Regions from separate parts of the Homo sapiens genome. Here region 1 is linked to region 2. Evidence: chromatin contacts called from ENCODE Hi-C or POLR2A ChIA-PET data. All regions are on one chromosome and are shown on one strand. Each heading gives the region's core, a stretch centred on a gene start or an enhancer-like site at or near the end of the contact. The rest is flanking DNA. Distances are from core to core; before and after follow the strand shown. Region 1 overlaps CPN1 (carboxypeptidase N subunit 1). Region 2 has its middle 39 kb from the start of ERLIN1.

Evidence for each region. Hi-C counts contacts between places; a loop is a spot of excess contacts on that map. ChIA-PET counts read pairs that join two places held with the same protein, here RNA polymerase II (POLR2A). Pooled maps may share reads with other maps.
Region 1: a loop to region 2 is called in a pooled map, with 7 times the contacts of the local background. The contact joins two enhancer-like sites. A Hi-C loop is called at or near these places in 6 of 50 pooled maps. POLR2A ChIA-PET finds 5 or more read pairs at or near these places in 3 of 52 experiments (GM12878, activated naive CD4-positive, alpha-beta T cell and common myeloid progenitor, CD34-positive).

What each region holds. Positions count from the first base shown.
Region 1 is chr10:100,041,550-100,048,397 of GRCh38, forward strand. CPN1 (carboxypeptidase N subunit 1) reads right to left here. Exons shown (of 9, transcript NM_001308.3): 9 at 644-1,024. The coding sequence ends at 878. Among named protein-coding and RNA genes, the nearest start is that of DNMBP, 35 kb to the left of the region's middle. RefSeq lists an enhancer at 2,807-3,633. Within about 2 kb of position 1,987, at least 16 of the 41 ENCODE cell types and tissues checked have a DNase peak (open chromatin) inside an H3K27ac peak, as active enhancers do.
Region 2 is chr10:100,143,582-100,150,039 of GRCh38, forward strand. It overlaps the pseudogene SPCS2P2. Among named protein-coding and RNA genes, the nearest start is that of ERLIN1, 39 kb to the right of the region's middle. RefSeq lists enhancers at 4,594-5,793, 5,673-5,762. Within about 2 kb of position 5,195, at least 2 of the 41 ENCODE cell types and tissues checked have a DNase peak (open chromatin) inside an H3K27ac peak, as active enhancers do.

The sequences.
Region 1 (6,848 bases), core at 737-3,236, 110 kb before region 2:
CCATGTACAAAGAAGGGTAGCCATGGCACTAGGTATTTGCATGTCAAATTCTTTGCTTATTAAGATGCTATTGGCTATTGCTGAAATGATCCTCTGGGATTTCAGAAGAACTGGTCACCTAATTTTGCTATGGGAACAACATCAATGATGGATCACTTACTTCAGCATTTCAGACATGGTTCAGAAATCTTCACTGAGCACTAACTCTTCTGCAAACTCTGTGCTAGATTCTGGAGGTGCAGCTGCCAACCAGCCAGAACCAGTCTCTGGATGCAGTGTGGACTGGCATGGAGCCTAAACCAGACTCTCAGAATAGAAAAACCTTACCAAACACCACTAGATGTATGTACTACCACATCAGCTTTCTTTTCTTTCTTTCTTTCTTTTTTTTGAGACAGAGTTTCACTTTTTTGCCCAGGCTGGAGTGAAGTGGTGCGATCTCAGCTCACTGCAACCTCTACCCCACAGGTTCAAGTGATTCTCCTGCCTTAGCCTCCTGAGTAGCCGGGATTACAGGTGCATGCCACCATGACCAGCTAATTTTTTGTATTTTTAGTAGAGACAGGGTTTCACCATGTTGGCCAGGCTGGTTCCGAACTCTTGAACTTAGGTGATCCACCTGCCTCGGCCTCCCAAAGTGCTAGGATTACAGATGTGAGCCACCACACCCGGCCACCACATCACCTTTCAATAGATCCTAATTTTTTTCATGATGACCTAGAGATGGCTTACCCCTGGAACAGATGGAGACCATTCTGAATTGTTCTGAATATGTTTGTATTTAAATATGTCCCAGATAATAAAATAGAAAGAATGCTTGATCTGATCTGAGAGCAGGAGCAAAGCCTTTCTGAAGGGTTGCCTGGCACTGTGGGTTTCAGGCAGGGCCTCTCTGCAGCTGCCTCATCTCCATTTCTTTCTTTCTGGCTTGGGGCTGCACTTTGGCTCTGACTCCGTGCCTTCTGCTGGGAGCTCTCCTCACAGGGCTTACTTGAGGGATGCTTCTTTTGAGGTGGAAGTTAACCTGGAAGAAAAAAAGCAGGAGCTACGAGATCCGTTTGGACCATCTTTTGCCATAGTTCCAGTTTCTGAGGGCTGGGTACTAGGGAAAATTATTATAGCAGTGACCCAGAGAAGCACTGGTGGTGTCATATAGACTTGGCTAACGTTCCCCCAAAATTGGTATGCAATCATTGGTGATAGATAGAGTGTGACTGGATGAACTTAATATACATTGATTTTACATGTATTAGAAAAAGATGGGCTGGGTGTGGTGGCTCATGGCTGTAATCCCAGCACTTGGGAGGCTGAGGTGGTGGATCACCTGAGGTCAGGAGTTCAAGACCACACCGGGCAATATGGTGAAACCCTGTCTCTACTAAAAATACAAAGAAATTAGCCAGGTGTGGTGGTGCACACCTATAGTCCCAGCTACTCAGGAGGCTGAGGCGGTAGAATTGCTTGAACCCAGGAGGTGGAGGCTGCAGTGAGCTGAGATCTTGCCACTGCACTCCAGCCTGGGTGACAGCGAGACTCCATCTCAAAAAAAAAAAAAAAAAAGAAAAAAATTAGGTTGGGCATGGTGGCTGTAATCCTTGCACTTTAGGAGGCTGAGGCGGGCAGATCACTTGAGATCAGGAGTTAGAGACCAGCCTGGCCAACATGGTGAAACCCCGTCTCTACTGAAAATACAAAAATTAGCTGGGCTGGTGGCACATGCCTATAGTTCCAGCTACTCGGGAGGCTGAGGCAGGAGAACTGCTTGAACTCAGCAGGCAGAGGTTACAGAGAGCCAAGATCACGCCACTGCACTCCAGCCTGGGTGACAGAGTGAGATTCCATCTCAAAAAGAAAAAAAAAAGTAAAGAAAAGAAAGAAAAATATATCTACACATCAAATATGATTTCACCAATACTGCCACTTAGGACAAGAGCCATGATTGACGGTGCTGTAACAATCTTCTTTATGCTGCCTGGGTGACTCACAGGTGCCATGCTCAGGCATGCCAGTAAGTGTCACCATGCTTCAGAACTAAACCTTCTGCCTACTTGTTTGACTTCAAAGATAGTAGAGATGATAAAGAGTGTTGGTATGGACTTGGGGATTTATTTTACTTTTCTTTTTTTTTTTAATTTTAGAGATGGGGTCTTGTTATGTTGTCCAGGCTGGACTCAAACTCCTGGGTTCAAGATCCCCCTGCCTCAGCCTCTCAGCCTCCTGAGTAGCTGGGATTACAGGCACATGCCACCACATCCTGCTTGGATTCTTAAACTGGAAATTTCCATGTGTGTTAATGCATCCTTTCAAGCACTACATTGCAACCTCTCTTCTGGCCACAGCACGCAGATGGAAAGATACTTTTCACTGACAAATGTGGGACATTCTGGGTGTGGAAGAGCCGTAGAACTATCCCAGGCTGAAGAGGAAGGAGAGGGAGTGGCACAGTGTCCTAACCACACTCCTCTGGGGCAGGCCTGGGCTTTCCCACCCTTGGAACAGCTTGAGCCCCTGAAGCCAGCTGGGAGTTAAAAAACATGTCACTGACTAAGAGGCCTCTCTGTAGGGTTATTTCCTGCCCCTTCCGCAAAAATTGATAGCCAGTTTTTCTGCTAGTTCCTCCAGGAGGGAAGGGGAGAATCAGAGCCAACTGTGCTGTATTATTTACCAATTCCTATTTAGTAACATAGGAATCTAGACAGAAAAAAATGAGAGAGAAGAGAGACAAGAAAATGAGGCAAGGACAGAGGAAAAGGAAAGGAGTGGTGACATGTGGAAGGCCTTGGGGAAAAGCAAAGAAAACACTGGGCCCCGGAAGATATTTTATTTCATTTTATTTTTATTTTGAGATAAGGTCTTACTCTGTCATCCAGGCTGGAGTGCAGTGGTGCAATCACGGTTCACTGCAGGCTCCATCTCCTGGGTTCAAGTGATCCTCCCACCTCAGCCTCCCAAGTAGCTGGCACTACATGTGCATGACACCATGCCCGGCTAATTTTTGAACTGTTTTGTAGAGATATGATTTCGCCATGTTGCCCAGGCTGGTCTCAAACCCCTGGGCTCAAGTGATCTGCCAGCCTCAGCCTTCCAAAGTGCTGAGATTACAGGTATGAGTCACCGCACCCAGCTGAGACATTTTAAAGCTGGAAACTCTGTAGTAAACAATCTTTTTTTTTTTTTTTGAGATGGAGTCTTGCTCTGTCACCCAGGCTGGAGTGCAGCGGCACAATCTCGGCTCACTGCAACCTCCGCCCCCTGGGTTCAAGCAATTCTCTTGCCTCAGCCTCCCAAGGAGCTGGGATTACAGGCATGAGCTACCACACTTGGCTAATTTTTGTATTTTGAGTAGAGACAGGGCTTCGCCATGTTGGCCAGGCTGGTCTCGAATTCCTGACCTCAAGTGATCCGCCTGCCTCAGCCTCCTGAAGTGCTGGGATTACAGGTGTGAACCACCACACCTGGGCAATATTTTTTTCCTTTTTTCTTTCCCAGACAGATGGATATCTGCTTTAGACTGGGAAGGGAGATAGACTCCTTTGTGATCAATAAATGGGTTTTTAGTTGTTACTGTGTCTGGAAATTGTATCCAAATGACAGACATCTTTTCTCCTCTGAGTATATTTGACATAATGATGGGTTATGTTAATTTATTTAAAGAATATGTGAAAAGGGGGGCAAAATCCTTTGAAATTGAGTGTGTTACTCAAGAGGACGTGCAGTTGTTTGAATTTGGCGTTGAACAGACTTGCTGGTAATGCAAAACTTATATATGTAGCTGCTTAACAGTCATTCAATTTTAGGATATAACAAGAAAAAAGGGAAAGAGGACCCCAGATCAGCTCATAGGCTGCAATGAAAGATTTACTCTCTGTTTCCTGCAACTGTAAGCAGAAGTAATTTACATTATTTAGGAGATGGGACTAGGGGAGGGGATGGAGGAAGAAACTATCTGGAAATTCTCAAAGGACTTAAAGCATAGTTCTTTCTCCTGATCCTTGTGTTACAATAAGGAGCTACAAACACAGGTTGTACACTTAGTATGAGTTCTGTAACACATTGGCTAAGAAGGGAGCCAGAGAGCCTGATATAGGTTCGAATCCTGACTCCCACCACTTGCTATGTGATATTACACAAGTTTCTTTTATCTTCTCTAAGCCACAAATGGGGATACTTGCATCTACCTCACAGGGTTGTTGTGAAGGTTAAATGAGATAATGCTGGAAAGCTCTCATATCATGTCATACATAGTACTTATTCAATAAATAGTAAAAGACAAGCTTGACTGGACTGCATTGTGTTAATAGGGAAAGGTGGTGGGAGGGTCTACTAAGGGTTGTGTACAGGAGTGAGGCGGCCCTAGGAAAGGCTGACTTTTAGGAAATGAGATCTGTAGATGTCTGTTAAATAGGACTGCCTCATTATTTTGTCCTCATTTGAGAAATCTGAGGATTAGTGTCTACGATCTCTGAGCTCTGTTAGCTCTGAGATCTTAATACAACCAAAACTGAAAAGATCCAGGCTGTAAAATCAAAGAAGTTCTTTGCTTCTCATCCTATCTATAAAAGAAAGCCCTGGAGAGTTTAATCTTGAAGAGTAGCTGGCTTTTTGCGGCATGAGTGGAAAGCAAGATCAGGGCCCAGGGAGCACCAGAAGGGATGGTAGAGCGCCCTCTGGTGGCAGTCCTTGCCAGTGGCACAGAAGAATGCAAGCCCGCTGCCTTCTCTGTAAAAACTGGTCTTAAAGAAACCATCAGATTTAGGCCGATCACAGTCTAGGCGGAGGGAGCACAGTGGCTCACGCCTGTAATCCCAGTGCTTTGGAAGGCCAAGGTGTGAGGATCTCTTGAACTCAGGAGTTCAAGGCTGCAGTGAGCCATGACTGTACCACTGCCCTCCAGCCTGGGCTACACAGAGAACCCGTCTCTACAAAAAATAACAAAAATTAGGCCAGGTGCAGTGGCTCACGCCTGTAATCTCAGCACTTTGGGAGGCCGAGGAGGGTGGATCACCTGAGGTCAGGAGTCCAAGACCAGCCTGGCCAACATGGTGAAAACCCGTCTCTACTAAAAATGCAAAAATTAGCTGGGCGTGGTGGCACATGCCTGTAGTCCCAGCTACTTGGGAGGTTGAGGCAGGAGAATCACTTGAACCCGGGAGGCGGAGGTTGCAGTGAGCCGAGAATGTGCCATTCACTCCAGCCAGGGCAACAGAGCAAGACTCTAGTCTCAAAAAATAAAAATAAAAATGGCCGGGTGCGGTGGCTCACGTCTGTAATCCTAGCACTTTGGGAGGCCGAGGTGGGCAGATCACCTGAGGTCAGGAGTTCAAGATCAGCCTGGCCAACATGGCAAACCCCTGTCTCTACTAAAAATACAAAAAATAGCTGAAGATGGTGGCACATGCCTGTAATCCCAGCTACTTGGGAGGCTGAGGCAGGAGAATTGCTTGAACCCAAAAGACAGTGGTTGGAGTGAGCCGAGATTGAGCCACTGCACTCCAGCCTGGGTGGCAGAGCGAGACTCTGTCGAAAAAAAAAAAAAATTAGCTGGACATGGCGGCATGTGCCTGTAGTCCCAGCTACTTGGAAAGATGAAGCAGAAGATCTCTTGAGTCTGAGGCTGCAGTGAGCCATAATCACGCCAGTGCACAGCCTGAGGGACAGAGACACTCCCTGTCTCTATGAAAGAAGAAGAGGAGGAAGAGGAGGAGGACAAGGAAGAGGAGGAGATATCTGACCTATCTTGTTTGACTGTAGGTCAAGGAGAAGGAGGAGGAGAAGAAAGAGAGGAGGAGGAGGACATATCTGACCTCCCTTGTTTGACTGTAGGTCATAAGACCCTACCTTGTTTGACTATAGGTCATGAGTCCCTCTTTCCAGAGAGGGTACTGACCCACACACAGAAGGAAGAAATTCATGGTCAGAGAGCCCAGAAGAATCTGGAAAGATAGGCCTTGCTAGATTTCTTCACTCAGTGCATAGCATTAGCTGATACTTTTTTTGTCCAGTTGCATTTATTACCTAGCTGTACCTACTTTGTTGAACCTACACATAAAAGTGGACAATTTCCCCGGTATCTTTGGGCCTTCATTCTGAAGGCTCCTGTGTATACACGTTAAATAAATTGGTATGCTCACACAAAACAAAAAAAGAAAAAACAGGCCGGGCATGGTGGCTCATGCCTGTAATCCCAGCACTTTGGGAGGCCGAGGTGGGCAGATCACCTGAGGTCAGAAGTTCGAGACCAGCCTGACCAACATGGAAAAACCCCATTTCTACTAAAAAAAACCCACCAAAAATTAGCCAGGTATGGTGGCACATGCCTGTAATCCCAGCTACTCAAGAGGCTGAGGCAGGAGAATCACTTAAACCTGGGAGGCGGGTGTTGCGGTGAGCCGAGATCATGCCATTGCACTCCAGCCTGGGCAACAAGAGCGAAACCCCCTCTCAAAATAACAATAATAATTATAATAATAAAATAAAATAAAAATAAATTGGTATGGCTTTTCTCCAATTAATCTGCCTTTTGAGAGTTGATTTGGCCCCTGCATACTAAAGGCTTTATGTGCATGTTCTCATTTCAGCCTCTGGTGAAGGAGGCACTATTATTACCAATTTACTGAGAATAAGAGAGATTAGGTAATTTGTCCAAGGTCTGTGGGCAAATGAGCTGAATTTAGAACTAGACAGTGCTTTAAATCACTATGCTATGTTAGACAGAAGAGGAAAAGCCAAAAGGAAGTGAGGAAGGATATAACAGGAGAGTGACAGAACAAAAATTAGGATGTGCGAGCAATTAATTCTTTAAAAAACAGTAAAAGAAAGAAGCTGGGCAAAGATTAGAGCTGTGCAAT
Region 2 (6,458 bases), core at 3,945-6,444:
GAGACTCTGACTCAAAACATAAAAAAATAAATAAATGGTCAGAATCCCCATCATCACAAAATAGGATAGGATGTACATGGCCAAAACGGGCTTGGACTCGGCAAAGGGGTGCACAGAATCCCAAATCAAAGCTACTATGGTAAGGAAACAGGAGTGCAATCAGATAGTGAGGCAAATGTCAATGAGACCAAAATTCTCCCCCTACGGGTATTTTTCCAGAAGTACCTTTCTGGCAGAATCATCCAGAGTTTTTCATAGCGGATCCATCCCACTTGTCAGTTTTTCCATGCTTCTCATCCGTCTTCCACTTAGCCAACAAGCCACTGAGGCTACTGCCTGTCGCGCAGCTGAGACCACCGCTGGCCCCACTACTGCCTCCGCCACCACCACTTCTCCTGCCCTGGGCAGCTGCCGCCATCTTGTCGCAAAAAGCTTTCTTTGAAAGGTTTGTTTCCAACCTTTGGGAAAAGCCACCAATGGGTAATAAGACTTAGAAGGCCCACCATGCTCTACCTTGCCCTTCCCCTCTTCTCACACCCACCTCTTCAGCCTCCTGTTTTGGTGCTCTCATTCTCACTAATAATGTTGCACCTATATTGAATATTTTTTTACCATTTCTGGAAGGTTCTTGAACTGAGGTCTTCACACTATTACTCAATCCTTTAAAAAAAAACAGCTTGAGATATAATTCATATGCCATGTAATTTATAATTTAAAGTATACAGTTCAGTAGTTTTTATTTTTTATTTTTTAAATTTTTATTTTTTGAGATGGAGTCTTGCTCTCTCACCCAGGCTGGAGTGCAGTGGCACGATCTTGGCTCACTGCAACCTCCGTCTCCTGGGTTCAAGTGATTCTCCTGCCTCAGCCTCCTCCAGTAGCTGGGATTACAGGCGGAGGCCACCAGGCCCAGCTACTTTTTTTTGTATTTTTAGTAGAGACAGGATTTCACCATGTTGGCTGGGCTAGTCTCAAACTCCTGACCTCAAATGATCTGCCCACCTCGGCCTCCCAAAGTGCTGGGATAACAGGCGTGAGCCACCGTGCCCAGCCTCAATAGTTTTTAGTATATGCAGAATTATGCAACTACCACCAAAATCAAATTTTAAAATCTCTTCATTACCCCAAGAAGAAACGCCGTGCCCATTAGCAGCTACTCAATTCCCTCTCCTCCCAGCCTCAGGCAACCACCAGTCTTTTCGTCCATAGGGATGTGTCTATGATGAACATTTAATGTAACTAGAACCTGGCTTCTTCCTCTTAGCCTAATGTTTTCAAGGCTTATTCGTGTTGTAGCATGCATCAGTACTTCATTCCTTTTTTATAGAATATTCCATTGCATGGATAGACCACATCTGATTTATCCATTCATCAGGTGATGGACACTCTGGGGTTGTGTCCACCTTCTGGCTACTATGCATAATGCTGCTATAGAGCGCAAGTCTTCGTGTGGACATGTTCCCATTCTTTTGGGTAGATACCCAGAAGTGAGATTGCTGGATCGTATGTTAACTCTGTTTAACATTTTGAGAAACTGTAAAATGTTTTCTAAGGCAGTGCCCTCATTTTACATTCCTACCAGCAAATTATGCAGATTCCAATTGCTTCACTTCCTTGCCCACACTAGTTACTGCCTTTCTTATTATAGCCATCCTAGTGGGTGTGAAGTGGCTATCTTGTTGCATTCCTCTAATGACTAAAGATGTCGACCATCTTTCTCATTTTTTTTTTTTTTTTTGAGACGGAGTCTTGCTCTGTCGCCCAGGCTGGAGTGCGGTGGCGCGATCTCGGCTCACTGCAAGCTCCGCCTCCTGGGTTCACGCCATTCTCCTGCCTCAGCCTCCCAAGTAGCTGGGACTACAGGTGCCCGCCACCACGCCGGGCTAATTTTTTGTATTTTTAGTAGAGACGGGGTTTCACCGTGTTAGCCAGGATGGCCTCGATCTTCTGACCTCGTGATCCGCCAGCCTCGGCCTCCCAAAGTGCTGGGATTACAGGCTTGAGCCACTGCGCCCGGCCCTTTTTCATGTTTTTATTGGCCATTTGTATACCTTGTCTGAAGAAATGTCTGTTGAGATCCTTTGCCCATTTTAAAATTGGGTTGTCTTTTTATTGAGTTGTTATTCCCCGATCTTTAACTGGCGGATGCTCTTTTTCATTCTTTATCTTCTCCCTCTTTTTTGAGACCCTCCTAGCACTGCATTCCTCCCACTTTGATAAGTCTCTCAAGTGCTTTGGTTACGGTCTACTTTCCCACCAGACTGTTCTTTTTTTTTTTGAGATGGAGTCTCACTCTGTCCCCCAGGCTGGAGTGCAGTGGCGTGATCTCAGCTCACTGCAACCTCTGCCTCCTGGCTTCAAGTGATTCTCCTGCCTCAGCCTACCAAGTAGCTGGGACTACAGGCACATGCCACCACACCCGGCTAATTTTTGTATTTTTAGTAGAGATGGGGTTTCACCATATTGGCCAGGCTGGTCTCGAACTCCTGACCTTGTGATCCGCCTGCCTCTGCCTCCGAAAGTGCTGGGATTACAGGCGTGAGCCACCACGCCCAGCCCAAGACTGTTGATTCTAAGAGAGCAGAGACTATGTCTGTCTGACTCACTGTTGTTCATTACTGGCCCATTACTTTATACATTTTAGGTTTCCTGGCACATATCAGGTACTCAACAAACATCTGTCGAATTGTATTTAATGTGATTTTCACAGTTTCTCTTGTGTCAGGAGGGTTGCTGTCTCCATTGAAAAGGTTTTTTTGGGTCACCTCCTCTCTAACCATTTGTGGTCCTGTCTCCTACCAGTTGGGGGTTGTCCCAGAGGCTATTAATTCTTGTGCTCGAGTTGAGCATATGTTTGGACTGACTGCAGCCTCCATAGCGTTGGAGGATCCCTAGGGTGAAAAGCAGTAAGTGCAGCTCATGTGTGAGGTGAGATGCAGTCAGAGGAAAGTGAATTGATGCCTCATGGAACTGTCTACCATGGCCACAGCTGGAGTTAGAGGTGGGGTGGAGTGGAATTGCGATAGGGCGCCAGAGGCATCAGACACACCCAGTTTGTCAGAACCTGCCTTAGGTGTCTGAAATCCAGTTACAGTTATTGTGCCTATTAGGATGCACACCCTGACAGACTTGCATATGGAGAAAACCAATGCAATTTTGTTTTGAACAAATTGCCTTTCTACCCCTGCATCAACCACTTATGGAATGTGCTGTCCCCAGGAAGGGGATGTGATCTTGGCCCGGGGCAGGGGTCTTTAGCCGAGGAAAATTTCTGCAGAGCGACTCTGCTAAAAGCTGTCACCATGAACACTCCCAGCAACCAGGAGAATGAGTGATTAACATCTGCAAACAGGATCTGGGTGTTGTGCCATCAGCCCTGCACTGTTCACCTCCACTTGCTTTGTAACCCAAATAAGGGGAGCTGCTCCCCCAGGCTCCAAAGGGCTGATCTTTCTGGAATCAGCTGTCATACCGCTCAGCTTACTAAGAGCACCTCTGCCAAGTCCTGCAGAGGGCAGAGAAGTCACCCATAAGTCACCACTTCACACATGAACCATCTCATTATCCCTTTTCCTGACCTCGACTGCAGGGCTTACAAATCTCTATAAACATCCTCTAAAATCTCCCCTCAATTTAGAGCTTTCATCACCCTAAACCTAATGGCTTCAAAGGCAAATATAAAGGGCTGTGGTAAACTTGGATCTGGAATATGACAGGTTCAAATCCTTACTTTGCCACTCATATTCATGGGATCTTGAGTAATGTAATCTCTCTAGATCTCAGCTATGAAATGAAGTAATAGTAGAGCCTCATAAGGTTTGCAGTGGACAGCCTCTCATGCCTCCTGGCACTGCATTTTGAAATGCAATAGCAAGTGCTTCTCCCACTGCCTGGAACACACTCCACCATCACCACTGCTCTCTTCAGCTGGCTGTCTGCCTCCTGTCCATCCTTAAAAATTTGGCTCAGATCAGACATTGCTTCCTAGAAACCAAAAGGCTGGGCTGATCTTTACTGGTGCCCCACAGCACCCAGTGAACACCCTGCTTACTTACCACACTATCACACTTGCCTACTTACTTGCTGTATTGCCCCATCCTACACACACACACAAGGCTATATGGCTTTTTGTTGCCTCAGCAACTAGCCTACAGTAGATACTCAATAAATATTTATAGGAAGAAAGAAAGGAGACTATTTTTTGTGTGTATTTTTAGTAGAAACAGAGTTTCACCATGTTAGCCAGGCTGGTCTCAAACTCCTGACCTCAGTTGATCTGCCCGCCTTAGCCTTCCAAAATGCTGGGATTACAGGTGTGAGCCACCGAGCCCCACTGGAAGAAGACATTTTTTAAAATTAAAAAAAAAAAAAGTAGAAAAATTGATTGAAAGAAATAAGAAAAATTGGAAAGACAGGTACTAATTCAGAAGAAATATGGTAAGGGAAACAAGTAAAACGTCATTCTGCATTACAGTCTATGTCAAAATAGACACTAGGAGTGAGCAATGAATTAACAGTAAATTTTTTGTTTTTTTTTGTTTGTTTGTTTTGAGACAGAGTCTTGCTCTGTCGCCCAGCCTGGAGTGCAGTGGCTCGATCTCAGCTCACTACAACCTCCACCTCCCAGGTTCAAGTGATTCTCCTGCCTCAGCCTCCTGAGTAGCTGGGGATTATAGGCACGTGCCACCACACCCAGCTAATTTTTGTATTTTTAGTAGAGATGAGGTTTCACCATGTTGATCAGGCTGGTCTTGAGCTCCTGACCTCATGATCTGACCGCCTCAGCCTCCCAAAGTGCTGGGATTACAGGCATGAACCACTGCACCCGGCCCAGTAAATTCATTTTAAGTGCTCATACCAGGGCAGAGACCAGGAGAAAGATGAGAAGCTGGCCCAGCTTGTTGGGATGCTCCTGGAGGGCTGTGGTTGGGGTTTAACATCCAGCTAGCTTAGCTCATAGCTGGTGAAGACATTAATCTACGTGTTCTATTATGCAATTGCAGGTAGCAGGCACTGTGCTCACTCTCTCCACTATGGGAACTTATAGCTACTCAGAGACAGACACATATATTGACTCCTGTAGACAACTGACTCCTGTAGACAAGGTGAACTAATGCATCCCAGCAATTACCACGTGCGAATCTCTACACTAGATGCAACAACATATCCTCCTGAATCCACTGAAGAGTCACCCTGCAAGGATGAGTAATCAGGTTCAGAGATGTTAGGTAACTTCCCATGGTTACACATAAAGTCCTGACATGGACACTGTAGGCTCACTTCTAAGTTTTTTCCATGACTCACTTGCCTGATTTACCTGCATGTCATATTCAACTTTTTGTTCTTTCATGCAACAAAGCCATCTCATATGGGCCAGATGCCATCTTAGGCATTAGCAACAGAAACAATCCCCAGGGAACAGCACAGCCACAGCCCCCGCCCCCGCCCTCAGAGAGATTAGCATTTGTGAAAACAGACATTGAGCACATAATGAGACATGAAGTGTGCATGATGTGTGACGGGGGGGAAATACAGGATGCTAACCCAGGCCAAGCAGTTCAAAGTGAACTGAAGCTTTTACATCTGAAGAAGTGATGAAGACTCAGGAGTTGGCTGAGGAAAGTCAGCACTACGAGGGAAGGAAAGTGAACCAGGCAGATGGAACAACGTATGAGAAGGGACAGACAGAAGGTGCATTCAGGGACCTTAGAGAAGGGTGGCTGGAGAGGACAGCAGGGGCCAGATCACGAACTTCGTGTGTACACATTTGAGACTTAATCCTAAAGCGATTAGAAGCCACGGCTTCTAATTCACAAATTCTTTTGCCACAGAAGAGGCAGAAATCACTTCATTTTAATACCTACCAATAACCTATAGGATGGTCAGTTCAAATTATTCTCAGGTCCACAGCAACTGACCTAGGATACTATGGGGTTGATCCCATAAGAACAGGAGGAAAGAGCTGCTTTCCCCACAACTCCCATTACCACTCCCTGCTGGCCCAAGATCACCAGGAAATTGATCCCAGGAGGAAATACAGAACGTTTGGGAAGAGCAGGTCCAACTCTGGCTCTTGGGCCGCTAACATCTTAATAGTCAAGTTGGTTATATTGTGCCATTACATTACCAGTTATAATTTACACAAATTGTCCTTCTCTGGCTTGGTCTGTCTCCTCCCCTCCTCAGTGCAGAAGTACTTTTGCTCTCAGGGACGGATCCCAGTGGCCTGATGCTCCATCCTCCCTCCTTGCCCCTCTGCCACAGGCCCTGTCCCACAAAGGATTAGAAGAACACCCCTTGTTAAATTCCAGGAGTCAGCAAAGAGTGGACACCTTGTTTTAAACATTCTTATACCAGGTAGGCAGTATTCTGGCAAGAGTATAACAAAAGCCTCTACAGTTAAGTTAAACCCGCAAATAAACTGGCTCCCTAGTTGAAATGTGCAAGACAGCCTTAGG